Linked DNA regions of Homo sapiens: region 2 is linked to region 1. The links are chromatin loops, found by intact Hi-C in ENCODE. Cell type or tissue: natural killer cell. All regions are shown on one strand. Each heading gives the region's core, and the rest is flanking DNA. Links, peaks and the distances in the headings are about the cores only.

What was found. Hi-C counts contacts between places; a loop is a spot of excess contacts. Peaks named below come from ENCODE experiments on the same cell type or tissue, not always from the same donor. Only the 100,000 strongest peaks of a DNase experiment are listed, where the experiment ranks them.
Region 2: a loop joins it to region 1, with 30 times the contacts of the local background. A loop is called at or near these places in 28 of 110 quality-filtered maps.

Annotation. Positions count from the first base shown.
Region 1 is chr2:138,822,885-138,832,760 of GRCh38, forward strand. No RefSeq gene overlaps it. Among named protein-coding and RNA genes, the nearest start is that of NXPH2, 47 kb to the left of the region's middle. In natural killer cell, for the core only: CTCF peaks have their summits at 4,776 (motif pointing left) and 4,975; DNase peaks (open chromatin) are centred at 4,737 and 6,627.
Region 2 is chr2:137,861,190-137,871,065 of GRCh38, forward strand. No RefSeq gene overlaps it. Among named protein-coding and RNA genes, the nearest start is that of HNMT, 98 kb to the right of the region's middle. In natural killer cell, for the core only: no CTCF peak of the experiment used is centred there; a DNase peak (open chromatin) is centred at 4,962.

The DNA of each region.
Region 1 (9,876 bases), core at 1,141-9,140:
GTAGTTTTTCCAGCGAAGGGGTATAATCAAACCCTCCTTTTGCTGTAACTGGTCATTTGACTAGGTTCTCTCCAAAGATTCATAAGCAAAAACATTGTGTGAGACACCTGGGAGTCTCCATTTAAAAGCTCAGAGACAAACCGTTATTTGTTGCTTCTTTATTTGTGCTCCCTGTAATGCAGATAGTAGCTAAAATACACCAGCCATTTTGTACCAGAAAATGATATTGAAATTCATTTTGGTTACAACACAAGCATTTTGGTTTTGCTTATATGCAAATGAATTTTATCTTGATAGATTGTTAGACTCTTGCAGAAAAATTCTTGGTCCAACTCACCTTTGTACATCTAACAGCATTGTTTCTCTAACGATCTGTGACTAATTCATTAGAGATGCACACTTTTGTAAAATAAACAAATATGTAAGACATACAAAATATAAGTGCCCATTTTTTATTATTAGGCTTTATTATTAGGTTTTTATTATTAGGTTTATTACTAGGTTTTATTATTAGGTTTAAATGTGTATCTCAATATGTATAAAATCATTAGGAGTGATTTCAGCAAGATGGTAGAATAAGTTTCGTTCTCCCCAACAGAAGTGCCACTAGTAAATATCCACAGACAAGCATGCCATCCTGAATAATCCAGAAGCTGGAAGAGAGGCAGAGACACCCCCCTTGGGCCACAAAACTGAGAAAAGCCACCATCTGATTAATGGTAGGAGGCACAGACCTCTTCCACTACGATAACCCATTCCCCAAGCTGGCAGAGCACCACACGCAAAGAATGCACCTGGAGCCACAGTTTCTACAGTGGGAAAGGGGAACTAAAGGTGAACATTTGGCTTCCCTGCCAATCTAGGAACCTTTGCAGCAGGCCCACTCCTATCTCATTTCAAGGGAAGCACGGAGTGGTGGCCGGATTGAATTACCTGGAGTCAATTGGAGACAAAGAATAGGGGTGGGGCTCACAGCCATCAGCACACAGATCTTGGTAGCTCCTCTTCAGTGCAGTCTGCTGAGGCACCACACCATAGAAAGCAGCCAGTGGTCCACAGGTCCACAGATCTTCCAGGACTGAGTTCCTAGCCACCTTTCCCACATAGCTGGGGTGCTTTTGTAGAGACTTTCCCAGACCTAGCATACACTACAGGCCTGAATTAAGTTCTAGTGCTTACATTAAATCTTCCCCAGATCTTGAAACAACTGCAAGTCAACAGCTAAGTTCAGGTGCAGCAATGAAGTTCCAGTATTTACAGTTATCCCCAGAACAGAAAGCAAATGGGGATCAGAGATTAAGTTCTGGTACGGTAATTACATTCTGAGGCTCACATTAAGCCTTCCTGAGATTGAGAAATAACTGCAGGTCAGCGATTAAATTCCAGTATCAAATAGTAAAGATCTAACACCATCAGGCTGGGTGCGGTGGCTCACGCCTGTAATCCCAACACTTTGGGAGGCCAAGGTAGGCGAATCACCTGATGTCAGGAGTTCAAGACCAGCCTGGCCAATATAGTGAAACCCTGTCTCTACCTAAAATACAAAAAAAATTAGCCAGGCGCCCAGTGGGTGGAGGTTGCAGTGAGCCGAGATCACACCACTGCATTCCAGCCCGGGCAACAAGAGCGAAAACTCTGTCTCAAAAAAAAAAAAAAAAAAAATCTAACACCACCAAAGAGCACATACAAAGGCTGGAAGAGTTGGCCTTCAAATCTGCAAGCATCAATGCAAGGATACAAAGAATATGAAGAATCAGGGAAATATAACCCTACCCCCCAAAACTCCAAAACAATAGCACAATGAATAAAACTCAAGTAATAAACCTAGACAAAAAGGAGAATTATAAAATGACTGGCAAAGAATTCAGAATAATCCCCTTTAAAACTCCTGGGAAATTACAAATATAGATAGAAGATTAAATTTGAAAAACAATTCATGAACAAAATGAGAAGTTTGACAAAAAAAGAAACATTAAATAAAGAAAGCCCAGAAACAGACTATAATAACTGAACTAGTTATAGACTATAATAACTGAACTAGTTAATAAGAAACCTTCATATAATAAAATTTTCTGAAAAAGAGAGAGAAAAAAACTAGTAAGCTTAAAGAAATAATGGCTAAAAATTTCCCAAATCTGGGAAAAGACAATAACATCCAGGTACAGGAAACTCAGAGGTTGCCAATCAAATAGAGTTAACAGGAAAAATTAAAGTTTAATAAATTTAATTAGAAAAAAATTGGAAAAAACAAAGATGTAAAACCATATTCATGGTTGTTTAAGAGTGTGTTGTACAAAATGATTAACATAGAGAATCACTATTGTACTCCTATCTTTTGGTCATTCTGCAATATAATTAAACAAAAGGTCACGAGGAAAAGAACGATTCCATATACTAGACATGTTTACTTTGAATGAACAGCATGTATACCAACATTTAGGTTTTTAATGTGATGAATAATCTTGTTTGTTAATTTATTTAATCCAAGGATAGGATTAATAGCATTGCTATTTTCAGGGAATAATGTACAGTAGACTGTTGATGGGAGTGGAAGTAGGGATTTTAAAGCGCTTATTTCATTTCCATTCCCACTTTCCACTTCACTTATCCATAGGGCAGCTTTGCTGTTGCCTGCATCTTGGTGTAGTTAGAAACATGGGCTCCCGAACCAGTCTTTCTGTGGGTTCACATCTTCGTTCACTATTTACTAAATATCATGCATTGGGCAAGTTATTTAGATGATCTGTATCTCATTTTCTTTGTGAACGAAATGGGGTTGATAAATCTCTATAGAGTTGTTGTGAGGGTTAAACACTTATGGAAAGTGTTTCATAAGTACTCCCAAATTGTTAGCAACCATTTACCAGAGACCAAAGGTAGGAAACAGTGTTTGACAGCATCAGAGAAAAAGATGGACAGGAACAACAAGCTGTTTGTTATAAAGCTCCTCTAGTATGGTGAGCTTTATTAACCAACTGCCGTGGCGGTGCAAGCAAGGGGAAAGCCTTCCTCCCTCCAGCCTTCCCGTGCACTTGCTGGCCCATACAAGAACGCTGCTGAGGTCAACTGTCCCTCAGGAAAGGGCAGTGCTGGGGCCTGGGAGTGCCTGCAGACCCTGGACCATCTTCAGACCCCTTTCTAGCTCCATTTTACTGCATTCACCAAGAAAACTTCTGGTTTTACTTTCCTTTCCCTAAGAATTTTATTGATTGATTGATTGTAGAAATGGGATCTTGCTATTGTTGCCCAGGCTGATCTTGAACTCCTGGGCTGAAGCCACTCCCCTGCCTCCACTTCCCAAAGTGCTAGGATTGCAGGCATGAGCCACTGCACCTGGCCCATCTAGGACATTTAAAAATATTATTTGTTCCTTGCTGAGCCTTAAACACTATAGATCCGTTTTTTTTTTTTTTCAGGACTTTTCATCTTCTGTTCAGATTGCCATTGCATTCCCAGACATGGGTGCTAAGAGTCTAACTTTGGATCTCTGACAAGTGGTGAGCTTCTCATTTTCTCTTGCAGCCCAGCTGAGCCCTCTCCATACTGGCCATATGCCTGCTCCCTTCCTGCTCTCCTGGGCCTCTAGCTAGTCTCTACCTGTCTGATCTGAGCCCTAAACTCCCCCGTCTGGTCTCTCTTCCTGACTCCCTATATGTATGCATGTTTCCAGAACCTTTCCTCTCCTGGTAAGTGACAGTAGAGAACCATTCAGCTAAATATAGATTTTCCATGTCTGCTGGATAAGATAGAAAATTAAATTTGAAAAACAATTCATGAACAAAATGTTTCTTAATAAATAACAGCTAAAATTTGTTGAGGAGAGAAAGCAGACTAAATATCTTCTAGTCTTATAAGTTAATTCTTATCATCAGAACTATGTGACAGTGCAGTAATCAAGGCTTAGCGAGCTTGAGCAATTTGTACAAAGTTAAACAGTTAATGGTGTGGAGTGGATTCAAGCCCTCTTTGGTGGCTGCAAAACCCACCGTCAGGTCACCAAGTTCTGCTGCCTCAGCTAATCACTTGATACCTGGTGAGATGTTCTTATCTTCCTTTGATCCCCACCACAGCCCTATAAAGGAAGCTGAGAAGGGCCTATTATTGCTATTTTACAAGCGAGAAAATTGAGGGCCAAAAAAGACGGCATCAGAGAAGGGGAAGGAAGTGGCCTCCAGACCTCCTAGCAATGAGACTCCAGGGCTCTTGCTACTTCAAGGAAAATTGATGAGATTCCACCCCCAAAGTGTGGTAAGGGGGTGAAGCTCTGTCTCCTGTGCTGACTGGTCAGCCAACTTTGTGATGGCTGGAAGCCCTGCATCCTACCATCTGTTAGGTATGTTTAATATCGCTACTGGTAACAAATTGATCTGTGGGAAGTGTTTAAGCCTAAGCTCTTCCCCCAAGCACTTCCCCCAGATTTAGTTTATTTAAATCTAGTTTCTTTCCCCTACTAACCAGTAAAGAGTATTCGAATTTGTAAGTTTCCAGCGTTTACAGCTTTCCAAATGAACCAGCCAGCATGAAAGAAGTATGTTTTCCTTTTATTTGCTATTTGTAATATTATAGTTTTCACTCTCAGCGCCCATTGGCAGATGCACAGGAATGTTTAGAGATGTATTTATCACTTGGGTTGGACTTGGCTTACACACCCAGCTCAACTCCTGTATCAGGGACTCACCACTCTTTATCACTGTTCACTATGCTCATCAGAAATGAAGCGGCATGTTGACTGGAACAGTAGCTCTATGCTGCCATCTTCTGGAATTCTAGAGAAGATGCTTTTCCTGTGTAGTTACTAGAAAATACTTTTAAGTAGAATTTAAGAGACCTAGACAAACAGAAAAAAACTCAAAACATGATAGATGCTTGTACACTGAAGAAGGAAGCCAGAGAAGATTATTTCAAAACCAAAATGACTGTAAATAAAAGTAATGAAGTTATGCTATGTTTTCATTTTCTTTTCAACATTTACTATACTTGCTGTTAAAAATTTTGGATTGAAATCAAATACCTGCTGTAGTATCGAATCAGACAGGGGTTGAGCATTATCTCCTGAAGATGTGCAATTTTCTTCTTGGCTAAAGCCAATTTATAACTAAGAAAGGCAATAGGGAACAATTCTCCCAGGATTCCATAGACAAAGATCACAGGAAAAGGGAACTTCTGAGATAAAATGGCATTTGTAATCCCCAAGAATGGCTCCAAAAAGACTGTGCTTGCTATAAATCAAGATTTATTTTATCTCTTGAATCTACAGAGATTTCAGAACAAAGGACTTAAAAATATTTTCCAAATCCAAAACGCCAAAAGTGTTAAGCATTTTGGGGATCCTTGTGTTTTTAGGCTCAAACCTCAAATAACTGAAAAGCAATGTAGCCAGAATTTCAATTTTTAAATATATTTGAAATGGTATCAAATTATAAAAAGTTAAACATTCAGAAATCTTGCTATAAAAGTAATTGTAACTGCTATTTCTCTTCCTTGGCTTTAGGTTAAATGTCAGCTCCCCAAGGAAGCCTTCTCCAACTGCTGGCAGACGCCAAGCTCCCTGCTTTACTTCACTTGTTGCTCTCTGCCTTTATAACATTGAACACAGCTGTCCGTGATTAAATATTTATTTGTGTAATATTTAGTCAATTCCTCCCCTTCTCTCCTCAAACATATCTGTTCTCCATGTCTGGCAGAGAAGAGATATTCAATAATTATTTGCTTAATGAATTAATGGCCTTTTGGTGTATGTCCTGGGGTCAGTATTTCTCAGCTTCAATCCCTCGTAACTTCCTCATCCACAACTACTGACAATTCGAGTATCTGTGCCAAATCCAAATTGTCTAATTTAGTTATATTCAGCATACTCCTAATGGAGCCCAGATGGAAAGTGGGCTCTTTCAAGTTCAAAGAATTCTGATCATAAGGGTTGAAGTATCAGGGTTTCTCAGATAAACAAAAGTCCAAAGAACTAAAGCATCCCATTCTCCAAGTAATTTGGTTTTCAATGTCATTAAGCAGACACTATTCCCTCTGATCAATACCATAATATCTCAGCCTCAGTTGACAAATCAGCGTTAGGTTGCTGTCAGATTCCACTAAGAACTATGTGCACCTTCACTTGTCTAAGGTGCCACTGGGTCCATCCATCCATCATAAGGAATCTTTGCCATTTAAGGAGTGATGTCGAGGCCGAGGCGGGTGGATCACCTGAGGTCAGGAGTTCGAGGCCGGTCTAGCCAACATGGTGAAACCCCGTCTCTACTAAAAATAGAAAACATTAGCCGGGCGTGGTGGTGCGCCTGTAATCTCAGCTACTCTGGAGGCTGAGGTAGGAGAATAGCTTGAACCCAGGAGGCAGAGGTTGCAGTGAGCCGAGATCTCACCATTGCACTCCAGCCTGGGCACAACAGCAAAACTCTGTCTCAAAAAAAAAAAAAAAAAAAGAAAAAGAAAAAGAAAAAAAGAAGTGATGTCATTTGAAGCAGCATTCAGAGTCCCTCTGAAAATCCACTTTTCACTGAAAAGACACAATTCCATATGTTAAAACCAGTGCAATTACCCATCATTTTCAGTGTGATAACCTGCTAATGCTTCATCCCGCTACTGGAGCCCGGTCTTATTAGTTAGGGCAGGGGGCCCTCTGCTGGGGACATGCCCAGGTCACTGCTTCAAGGCTGATGATCAGGCTGAGTCTGTGTGTCACTCTCACTCAGCTTCTGCAAGCACTGCCACTGGAGAACTGAGAGGACATCAATTGTGGTTGTAGAGCAATGTTTACCTTTGCTTCTGAATAGCATGGTGTGGGCATTTGAAACCTCATGTAAAATAGGTCCAGAAACTCTCAGACTGTTTAAAAGTGCATTCTTGTATTTGTCTGGTTTCCCATTTGATTTTCAGGTTTTACTGAAGTGAGCTGGTTGGGTTGCTTTCTGACTCTCTGGCAGGAAAAACAAAATGAAGTTGCTCTCTAAATAAACTTTTCTACTTATACAGCCATCGCTTTTTGACCTGTCAAGTCCCCTACAGGTAACACACTTGAGCCTATTGATGTGGTGCTATTCTCTAAGTTTCCAAAGCTTAAAGAACACCAGATAGCTAGGACCACGTTAAAGTCTGAAGTTAAGAAGTGGTTAGGCTATGATTTTGTGAATTTGCACTGAAAACATTGCCTAAGAGAAGAAAAAGAACTAAGAGTGCAGGCAGAGCAGAATAGTGTTTCATAGCGTTTGTGCGTGTTCACTCATTTTGGTTTTGTTTTGTTTTGCTTTTCTGAGGAATGAAATAATCCCATTTGTAAAAAATGTTACAAGGTCATTGTTTACTAAATCTTAGTTTACCAGATAGTTGTTTCTCCAATGCAGTTTAGATTATTGGAGTGTGGTCTCCCATTGCTGTCTTCTTTTCCAATATTGTAGCAAGGGCTAGCAATTCCCTCATTAGGACCTGTACGTTTATGTTTTTCCTGCTCAGTGGACAACCAAAGACAACTATCAAATTGAACTGCTTTACTTACTCCTGTAATAGACAGTTGGGCTTTTATAAGCATTGTTTGAGGTGCTTGTTCCTGGAAACTCTGCTACTGAAAATCCTGTTATTATCCAAGTCTGATATGATCAAGATAGCAAATGCCTGGCCAAGAACACAGACAGGTTGGCCTAGTTCAAGGAACATTAGATGGGAGGAACTTAGGCCTAGAACAGTCCGTTGATGTGAGATAAAAAGCATATCTGACATTAGGTAAAAGAAAAAAACCTTCTTTAAATTATGATTAATGCAAAATGAGCTATAATATGGATGTCATAATGAATCACTAGCAGGAAAAATTTTAATGCCAATGAAACTCACTGCAGTGGATCATATAAGTGCAGTGTATGGGATGTGTCAGGGGTGTGCAATGCGCAAGGGAGAAGGTACTCTGAACCTTGATTTCTAGATTTAGTTAGATAGAAACAGCCCTAGGCTGTTTTATGTGCCAGGCTTTGTACTAAGACTTTTAAATGTGTAAGTTCCTATAATCTTTACTACAACTGCATAACATGGGCATTATTATACTCCTTTTAAGAATGACAGAAAATGAAGACAGTTTAGTTATGTTTCTTGCCCCATAACACATAATCATTAAGGATTAGATGTGGAATTCAAATTTAATTATCATTATTATTTTGTTTTAACTCCAAAGCCTACTTACTTTCTATTAATTTACCCTCTCTTCTTGAACTCTGGTTGAAGGAAGCATGCAGTCTATATCCGTGGTTTTTGTTCAACATATTTGGGTAAATACACATTTCCCACTTTTATGTTCGTTAGAGATCTAGAGATTGAGTTTAGGTTTGTTATTTTCCCTTGTTTATTAAGTACAGTTACATGCTGTTCCACAGTGTTTTAGTCATTGATGGACCACATACAACAGTGGTCCCATAGGGTTATAATGAAGCTGAAAAATTTCTATTGCATATATGAAGCAATGCATTACTCACATGTTGGTGGTGATTGCTCACGTGTTTGTGGTGATGCTGGTGTAAACAAACCTACTGCATTGCCACTCATATAAAATTATAGTACATGCAATTATGTACAGTACATACTACTTGATAATGACAATGAATGACTGTGCTACTGTTTTACATATTTATTATACTATACTTTTAATTGTTATTTTACAATGTACTCCTTCTACCTATAAAAAATGTTTACTGTAGAGCAGTATGCCCGGTTACACCAGCAGAAGCCCATACATCTTGTGTTTACTACATTTGTTGATTGCATAATTTTCTCTTCTACTTGATGTGAGCATTACTTCAAAAGAATCAAAAAGATAAAACAATTAAAAAGTGCATAAAGTAAAAAACTTACAGGGAACTAAGATTAATTTGTTATTGAAGAAAGAAATTTAAAAACGGTAAGCCTGGTGCAACTTGTGTGCACTATTTATAAAGTCCTCAGTAGTATACAGTAATATTCTAGGCATTTACATTCACTCAGTACTTACTTACTGACTCACCCAGAGGAACTTCCAGCTCTGCAAGCTCCATCCATAATAAAGGTCATGCAGGTATACCATTTAAAAAAATCTTTTGTACTGCATTTTTACTGATCTTTTCTATGTTTAGATAAGTTTAGACACACAAATCCTTACCATTGTGTTACAATTGACTACAGTAATTGTACAGTAACATGCTGTACAGGTTTGTAGCCTAGGAGCAATTTAGCCTACATGTGTGTTAGGCTATACCATCTAGGTTTGTGTATGTACACTCCATGATGTTCACACAATGACAAAGTCACCTAATGATGCAGTTCTCAGAATGTATCTCCATCATTAAGCAATGTGTGACTGTGTACCAATTTTTTTTTTTCTAGAATGAAAATACTTTAACCTGGGATTCTAGTTAGATTAAGAAAGTCTGCTTTTTCTTTAAATATTGTAGATGACAGGTTGATTGTTTTGGACATCATACCATATATTTAGGATATATAATGAGACAAGTGGTATACTAATAGCAAAGAGAAACAAAAAAAGTGGCAAGTTACTTCTAAACTCTAGGCCTCAGTTTCCCCACTTGAAAAAATAAATCTGTTGGGCCAGATCATTACTAGCTCTTCTAACTATAAATATCATTATTTAAATAGAACTTTTTCTTTTTCTTTCCTTCCTCTCAACTTTCCACCTACCCTCCCTCCTTCCTTCCTTCTTTCCCTAAATTAGTCATATTAAAATACTTTACTTAGCTTTAATCATCCTGAGCAGACCATCTGCTTCTGTATTTTATCAAAAAGCAGAATTTGATCATAGCTGTTATAGAAGAACATTTACATTATTTATATTATAAGCAAATGAGTTGACATTTATACCACTGTGACCTAAATTCTCCTAAATCTTGTCTT
Region 2 (9,876 bases), core at 604-8,603, 960 kb before region 1:
CAGTGTTAAATAATGTGATGAGAAAGGGCTTCATTATGAGATGGGAATTGTATGGAGATTTCTCCAAAAGTTAAAAATAGAACTACAGTGTGATGCAGCAATCCTACCACTGGATATATATCCAAAGGAAATACAATCAGCGTTCCTATGTTCATTGCAACATTATTCACAAAAGCCAAGATATGAAAGTTACCTAAGCATCCATAAATGGACAAATGAATAAAGAAAATGTGGTATATATTATATATTCAATAGATTATCATTCATTCTTAAGGAAATCCTGTCATTTGTGATAACATGGATGAACCTAGAGGATGTTATGCTAAGTGATATGAGCCGGGCACAAAAAGACAAGTCAGTACTGCATTATCTTACACAGACGTGGAATCTAAAAATGACCAACTCATAGAAGTAGAAGGCAGAATAGTGGTTACCAGGGGTTGGCAAAAAGGTGAAGGTTGGGGGGATTGGGAAGATGTTGATCAAAAGATACGGTATTTCAATTAGATAGAAGAAATTAGTTCAAGAGATCTGTTGTACAACATGGTGACTAGAGTTAGTAACAATATATTGTACAATTGAAAACGGCTAAGAAAGTAGATTTTAAGTGTTTTCATCACAAATAAATAAGTTCGTGAGGTAATGTATATGTTAATTAGCTTTAGTTAGCCATTCCACAATGTATACATATATAAAAATATGATAAATATGTATCAGGTTGATGAAAAAGTAATCACGGTTTTTGCTAATATAATTTTTGTTAATTAAAAAATAAATTTTAAAAAAGCTAACGTCTATCAATGGGGTGGTTAATAAACAGTTAAAATGAATATATAAAGAGGAAATGAGAGTTAAACAAGGTATTCAAAGTGGTGGTAAGAGAATATTTCTGAAAGAGCTACCAGCAAGAGTGAAATCTCTAATGTGCAGTCGTGTGGGGAAACTGGCTTATTTCCCAAAAGCTCATTGTTAAATTATCAGAAATTGTTTGAGCCAGTTGCTAAATATGGTCATTATTAAACATCATATTACATGCACTTAAAATTAAATAAAATGCATTAGAAAAAAAGATATTCATTACTTGTTAATCATTTTACTACATTTTATTATTGATGATCTTGAAGTTATTTACTCCTATTCTTTCTATATTGTGAATACAATATAATGATGTACTTCTGTGCATTTCTTCCCAATTCTGTATTCAAAGATGTCATAATGATCATTTGAAATCTCCAAGGGTGGAAGTACTTACATCACAGAAGTTGGCAAACACTACAAATCAGGGCTTTCTTTCATGTTTTATTGATTATCTAGACACAAGAAAGAGATAGAATGTTAGTAATGCATATTGAACTTAAAAGTGTGCTGTATCCTATTATTTCAAGATCTTAGTCAACTTCATATATAAAACATGCCGTGCTTCTGGGTTAACTTTTCTAGGAAATTGCTGTGGTTTCTTCTTCTTTTGAATATGTGAGTGTCTTAGTCTGTTTTGTATTGCTGTAAAAGAATACCCAAGACTGAATAACTTATTAATTAAAGAGTTTTATTTAGCTCTTGTTTCTGCAGGCTGGAAAAGAAGCATGACACCAGCATCTGCTTTTAGTGAGAGCCTCAGACTGCTTTCAATCATGACGGAAGGCAAAAAGGAGCCAGTGTGAACAGAGATCACATGCTGAGAGAAGATGCAAAAGAAAGAGGAGGGAGGTACCAGACTCTTTTTAACAACCAGCTCTCACAGAAACTAATAGAGTGAGAACTCACTCATTCCTGTAAGGGTTGCACCAAACCTTTCATGACTAGGCCCCACATCCAACATTCAGGACAAAATTTCAACATGAGCTTTGTGAGGGACAGACGTTCAAACTGTAGTTGTGAGTCTCGCCTGACTAAGGAGTTTTACCTATACACTGAAGGAAAATCAGAGAGGCTAAATAGATATAAAATGCTTAACTTTAGGGTGAGAGGATGGAGACAAAACTATAAGCTGAGTGGAATGCACATGCCAGAAAGAGTAGAGTGCCAACATCTATCCTAGGAATCATAATTCCCAAACAGGTAATTTTATCTCTGTCAAAAAGAGCCCTGTTAATTTTTCCTGGGAATAAATGCTGCATTACAAGCATTTGGAAAGGGGATGTGGAGAGAAAACTGGGATATTTGACCTATAGGTAGACTTTTAATTAATTACCCTGCTTTGATTTCCCTTTGATACGGCTGAGCTGTGTCTCCACCCAAATCTCTTCTCAATTGTAATCTCTATAATCTCCATGCATTGAGGGAGTGATCAGGTGGGAAGTGATTGGATCATGGGGTGGTTTCCCTCATGCTGTTCTTATGATAGTGAATGAGTTCTCATGAGATCTAATGGTTTTATAAGGCAGTTTTCCCTGCTCTTGCTAGCTCCCTCTTTCCTGCTACCATGTGAGGGTCTTTGCTTTCCCTTTGCCTTCTGCCATGATTGTAAGTTTCCTGAGGCCTCCCCAGCCACGTGGAACTGTGAGTCAATTAAACCTCTCTATGTAAGAAAGGGTGCCCATATAAGCCTACACCAAATGGTTAATAGGAGTTCTTTCTGTGCAATAGTACTAAGTAACCTAACTTTTTTTTCTTTTCTATATTTCCCGATTTTGCAAATAAACATATTTACTTGCTTAATACAGTTGTTTTTAAGGACATGTTACTTTCTGATTTTAAGTTTGCAACTGGTAACATTACTGCTGTCTTCACCAGTTGTCTAGAACTGGCTGATTGGTTATTTTTAACAATGACATTAACCAATACTGTCTCAGAAGATTAATTTGTCTTTCAAAGTTGGGGTAATTTTTCTTTGTTCATGTTACTTTAGCTGCAGTCAATGAAAGGGAGTTTTTACAAAGATAATCAGAGCATAGATAAGCTTTCACAGGATATTCTTATTTTCTGCTTTCGGTTTTTTCCTCAATAGTACCTTAAATGGCAGCATACAGATGAATGAAGATCTGTTAATGTCAGCATTGATTTTATAATCCCTCAGCAGAAACTCAAATGGGATCTGATGTCTGCCATGACTTTTTTATTCTTATGGAATAAGTATGGTTTAAGAAACTATGGCTTCATTGTTTGTAAGGCAAATATTTCCAACTTTGCTGTATTCCTTGACAATCTGCCTTAAGCAAGAATATATGACTTACTCTTTGCCTAAAAATTTTGTTTGATGGATTTTTTTGATGTAGGTATATATACATATATATTTATAAAATGTAAATTAACAAATATTTCTTTATATCCCAAATAATTAAAAATACATTGTCATAGACACCATTATTCTGCAATTCCTTCTGGGGGAGATAAGAGGACTTAGGACATCAGTCTCACTTCTTTGGAGGAACGATAACCTGGTTATACCAATAGCTTGGCTATAGGGTGTAAGAAAGTAATGCGTTCCTCACTAGGAAATATATAACTGCCTTTGTGACATTGCAATTAAGTCTCAAGTTGGAGACATCTGATTGTGTGGGGTGTGAGAGTGAGGAGAGATGTCTTTTCTAGTTTCTTCATAACATTTGGCATTCAGGGCTCTCAACTTACAACAATTTATTGATGTCCATATGTATTGTTAGATAAATTTGGGTGTATGGGAGTAACAGTCTCAGTCTCAAAGTGAATCATGTTGAAGCAAAATACTAAATGAATGTATTTTGAACTATCTATCAAATAGATAATATGTTCTCCTTAGATTCGTTCAAAAGTCATTCTTTAAATATGTATTCAGTGAGGTTGTCAGTCCCACACATCTGTGGCCAGTGAAGAGCAAGAAAAGCATGAAAAGGCTGCCAGAGTCCATAGCATATCACTTGCATGACAATAGAGCTGCTGCTAGCGAGACAGATATTGGGGGAAATTCAATAACCTAGGGTTGAGGGCAAAATTGCATCAGCCAAAATCATGCTTAAAACTTAAAAGAGGTTACAGAGCATTGGATGGGGAGAGAGAATGCAAAGCCAAATTCTCGGTGAAAGGCATAGAGGCATAGGGATTATAAGAAAGACTTTGTGAAAATCATTCTGGTAGAATTTGTGTCCCTATTTCAAGCTCAAACTGATAAGTATACTTGACCTCCATATTCTAACCTAGTCACATCAGTCAATTGAGCCATTGTTGAGAAGACTTAAATGATTACTTCATGGAGAACTCTCTGGAGCAGTGGACTGGCAAGGAAATATGTGTAAATAAAATAGTTAATCAATCCTAAAGTATTAATATTTTATGTTAAATTTGCAATCTGTGTATTTTATTTAAATACTGGTAATAATAAAAAGAATTTGATATATTAGCTTTGTTGTTTTTAGCTGTGAGTAAATAGGATGTTTTTGTAAATTGAACTGTAATATTTATGGGAACTCAGTTCCTGGCTTATGTCAATTTATTTATTAGATTAATAACATTTCATATCATGTTTAAATATATGTATATTTAATTTATAAAATTTAGTTTAGTGTGTTTAAGAGAATGTACTTCACTAAGTTTGTAAGCAGGAACTACTGGTTAGGAAACATTAACTGCTTAACTTGGGTTAACCATTAATTTTAAATAAGATGAAATAAACTACTCTCATTTTTATCTAAATATTACTTATAAGTTAATAAAACATAGATGAACTAAAAGGTCTAAGGAAAATTAATCCTTTAGTAAAACTGACTATTAATTTGAAACTCTCAAATATTAAAACTCATGTCAGCATGCCACAATTGATAACATAAATTGTATATAATACAGTTGATAATGGAATTCTATTCCTCATCAAGTGTCAGAGAAGTTGATAGTTCTAGGTATTTATGGAGGTGGGAAAGAGTGGACAGAGAGTCCAAAGAAATGAGGTCCGATAGGGAAACATTGAGGGTCAAGGTCTACCCATCCACAAGACCTCAAATCATCCCCCTTAGGATTTAACTCAAAATGGGCAACAGCCACCAGGTGGTGCCAAACTACAGCCCAAACCAGTTATGGATTTAGCTCATACAGACAAACCACTGGGCCTCATTCTGACTAAATACATGGAGTTGAACCAATTAATTCCTTAACCTTACATTAATTGAATTGCACGTTTTCATAAAATTCAGTTTCTGCCTTTCAATCACAGTGTAATGTTGGGATTTTTACTGTGACTATAGTTATTTTTGATTCTCAAGGTTTCACCTAACACATTTTAAAAAATTGCATTCATAGACATAGCAGCCTTATAGAAGATGGAAATTGTACAATGCTCCCAGCTCTTCTGTGTCTGAAGTTATCTGAACTCAGTACAATTTATCTGGTGTTATTAATAATGTTAACTTGGTCTGCATAATCAATGGCACCTAGAGAATATTCCACAAAAGTATTCTGTAATCTGTTTATAAAGTTAGTAAAATAATTTGTTAATACTTTATCCCAAATATTAAATATACTATACATCACTTGTTACATATTTACATGAAGATAAATATGTTTAACAAATGATGTATGATATTTACAAGTAACTAATGAAATTGAAACTCTAATTGATATTCAATGTCAGTCCATTTATAGTGTAGTGACAATGATGATGAGAGTAAATAGGCAAAAGTCTTTATAGCCTTCCTCCTCTTGGACATCAGGCTTTGTCATATGTTAACGTAAGAGCAAATGAGTTGTCTCCTGGAAGTAAAGGTGATACGCAAATTGTAAAAAGTTCTTTTATCTCCATGTGGTTATTCAATGTTGAGATCTGTGTATGTCTATGTACTCTAAATATACATAATGAACTTAATTTTTATGTTTTGATATTATCTTTATTTTACTAATTGTTTCATGCTAATCCGTGAATTACAGAAACACTTTCTTATGTGCCATGAAATTCCTACAAATGTGTGTATCTGTGCTATATCTATCTATGAGAAAGGTTTACCATGAATTACAGAGACACTTTCTTGTATGCCATGAAATGCCTGCAAATGTGTGTATGTGTGCTATATCTGTCTATGAGAAAGGTTTATCACCTAGGCTGAACACTTGGGTTTCTCCCCTGGGTTTGTTTTCTATCTCTTTTTAAAGATGACTGGTCTTCAAAAGAATCTCTTACTCTTGGGGCTGAGACTAATCTAACTGACTGAACTAAAACTTCACTATAAAGAGATTTTATGTTCTTTGCATGCTAATTACAGTAGCGCTGTGAAAAACCACCCTGAAAATAGGTCCAACACAAGCATGAAGCTATGAAATACATGCCAATTTATGTGAGCCTGTACAATACTAGCTCATCTGACCACCCAACACTCTCTAAAAGGATCCCTTAATGTATTAGAATATAGACTGGCTCACAATTAAAACTTACCATTTCTTTAAAAAAAAATTTTTTTAAATTTTTTTGGCCTAATTGTATTTTTTTAATTGACGAATAATAATTGCCATATTCATACATATTCATGGGGTACATAGTAATGTTTGGATACCTATAATATATAGTGATTAGATGAGGGTAATTAGCATATCTGTTATCTCAAAGCTTTATCATTTATTTGTGTTGGGAACGTTCAATATCCTCCTCCTAGCTATTTGAAACTATATCATACATTATGGTTAACTATAGTGATCCTAAAATGGTATGGATTTCATTATGGGATATCAATTTAGTTGGTGGCAGCCTACCAGGTACATAGGCCAGATGGGAGACAATCTTTTAATCAATTATATGACCCAGAGAGCAGACTATGATCATTGAAACAAATTTATAAAATAAGCATAGACCTGACCTTGGAGGCCCTTGTTTGAACATATCTTTACAATTGTTTCAATGGCATGCCTCCAAAAAATTCAGCAATACCCCATTGGTTTTCTTCCCAAGATGCTAAGAGCAGTAAGCAGTTAGTATTTAAGATAACTTATAGGATCATGAAGAAGCTTCATTGAATTTTAATGACAAAATTTGAGTTGAGGGGAAGCATATTTTAAATTGCTTGCATTTCTTTCTATGGGACAGTAATTCAAACTATTATTTTTATAAATATATAAGGCTAAAATGTTAACATCAAGTATGTTAGCAAAATGAGTCAAATTTCAGAGTTATGAAAGCAATATCAGCCAAGCAGAAAGTAAAAGTATTCCTACTCAAGGCGTATAAATTTCTATATTAGAAAGTAGGCCCCTGACGTTTTTGAGGGGTGGTCCATTTGTCAAGTTGTAAGTAGTCAATAACTGTTCATCTCCTGAAGACATAGAGAATACCTAATGTCTAAATTATATCCCAAGTACCTAATATTGTGCTAAGACCTTTTAGATCTTCAATAAAATCTAGTGATTGACAAAGAAAATACATCATACTTTTCACAGCCTCCGTATCAAGAGCTTTTAGTTTGGTAGGTTTATTTGGCTTCCTTACTGTCAAGTTTGCATGTCACAAAATGGGATAAGAGGAACAGGTCTCTTTTGATCTTTAAAACTATACGGATTTGACCCACCAATTCCAAGTCCAATAAATAATCAATTAACAGCCACTTTGTGGATATATAAGTATACATAAGTGTATGTTTTCTATAGCCATAGAAAGTCTCACTGAGAAAGTGATGTTTGATTAAAGACCTGGAGGGGAGAAATTACGTAAATATGTAGATAATGTCATAAATTCAACCAGTATATGTGGTAGAAATATAACCAATTATAATACCCTGTCTGTTCAGTAAAGAGAGATTACAAATTCAAACTATCATTCCTCTGAATTGGCAGTCTATAGAGTCTTTTTAACAGGTAGTTACTGTGTGGCTTTTTGTTCAAAAAAGATTGAGAATCAACAGTTATGGTAGGCACCGTGGGTTTGCAAATCCAAAATTTATTCTCAATTCTTCTCTCTTTTGCTCACCTCTGCATTTAGATGCTAGAAAAATCTCAATACCTTTCTGCCTGCTATGTAGCCATACAGGACAGTGGGAAGTTAAAATAGAAAAACGTTTGATTTCTTGAAAGACAACAGGCTCAGTGTCTTGGTCCCCTGTCCTTTTGCTATGGCTTTGAATGCAAATAACATAACTGGACATGGGTAGATATCCTGGACCACAGGGTAGCGAGGATGAAGGAAAGGCCCAAAGAATCTCAGAGACATTAACCCTACAATCAAGCTGTTAAACCAACACTAAAGCTGCTTTACTCAAGACTTAAAAAAAAATTTGAGAAAAATACACCCTGATTCATTTGAACTTCTGTAACTCAAGTTTTCATTTACTTGTGGCTAAAATCTTTTCTAATGTTTACAGACAGAAAGAGCTAAACCCATGCAATTGTGAGATTAAGCAAAAGCCCATTCCTGTGCCTAAGACTAACAAACCCTCCATGCGTTCTTGAACTCATTCACCTCTTTGTTTTTTTGTGACTTATCTCACAGATAATGAGACCTTAATAACAAATAAGTGTAAAAAAATTTTCACATTGAAATGTTACAAACATTTGATGTAATAAAACCTTGTTGGCGTGATAAACACATCACATTCATTATCTCTTATTTAGTAACTGTTTTTGATTAAAAACACTCTAGAGATAATTTTGATTTCACAAAGGAAGAAGAAAGTTAGATACAAATTCAGGAACATATAATCAAATTCTGATACTAGGACTAGAAGACTTGACTTGATATAAGCTGTTCTTTTAGTCACGAGAAAGGAGTTCTATGTTTTGAGAAAATGATATTGATCAAAGTCCAATGACACCAAATAAATATATCATTATGGAATAAGAATGCCATTTCTATACGGATTTGGTCTTTTGTTGACAACAGGAGTGTAAATTGTCATTCAACTGCAAAGTGTTATTTAGTAGCTCATGCTTAAAGAAAACAAATCATAACCACAGGTTATTTGCTGACTCTTACTGGGAAAAATAATAAGGCTTATTCTTTTGGTAAAATTAAACCATGCATAGTATGAGATAGTGTGACTTGCATTATGTATCCTATGATACGAAATTATATCCCATATTCTCATATTTTATTATTATTTATTTATGAGGGCTCAAAAGTCCTTTGCTCTCCCACCATAACAAGTTCCACCTTCCCCCTCTACCTAGTTTTATAGTCAGAAATACAGAAGAAGTAAATGTAATTAGATAAATTTTATTAATATTTGTTTTATCCACTGAATGAATTGCTGCTCTCAAGTTTTCTAAAATTGCTTTATGTTATCATACTTATGTCAATTTTATAGCCATCTGCAAATTGAAATGTACATGAAAACATAAAGTTTAAAGAATCAATATAGCCATGGACATGTTAAAAGAGTTCTGTGATTTGTTTCTCACTATTGGAATTGGCAAGTTTTTTAAAAAGTGTGTCTGTGTGTGTGTGTGTGTGTGTGCATACATGCATGGGTGTGTATTTTATAAGTTTAATTTGAAGTTAACTAGAAATGACAACAATTAAGCCTTCACAATTAAATATGAATTCTGCCTGTTGTTATTAAGTCCTATTTAAGAAATAAAAGCTTAAATACCTTAATTTCTGAGGTTCTAAGCAGATGTTTCCACAACAGGAGAGCAGTCTATGTAACTATATAAAATTTTTAAAAATCTTCTTGATGAATTATATTCATTAGCAGCAAAAGTTTGATGTACAGCTCTGTACAGAAGAATGCCCCAGGACTCAGAGATTTACTTCTGCCCCTTCTGTCATTGATTAACAAAGTTTCAGGATGGTTTATATTTACTAGATATAACTCTCTCTCAATATGAGTCAAGATAACATTCTGAGATTTATGAAGCTTAACGTGCTCTGATATTTCTTGGTATTTACTTTACAGCTGTCTTTGTAGTTTATTTACAGTAGGCTCAACTGACTGGGTGAAGCCTGGAGTCCTCTGGAATAGTAAAGGTAGAAATCCTCAATACTTCCTCCCA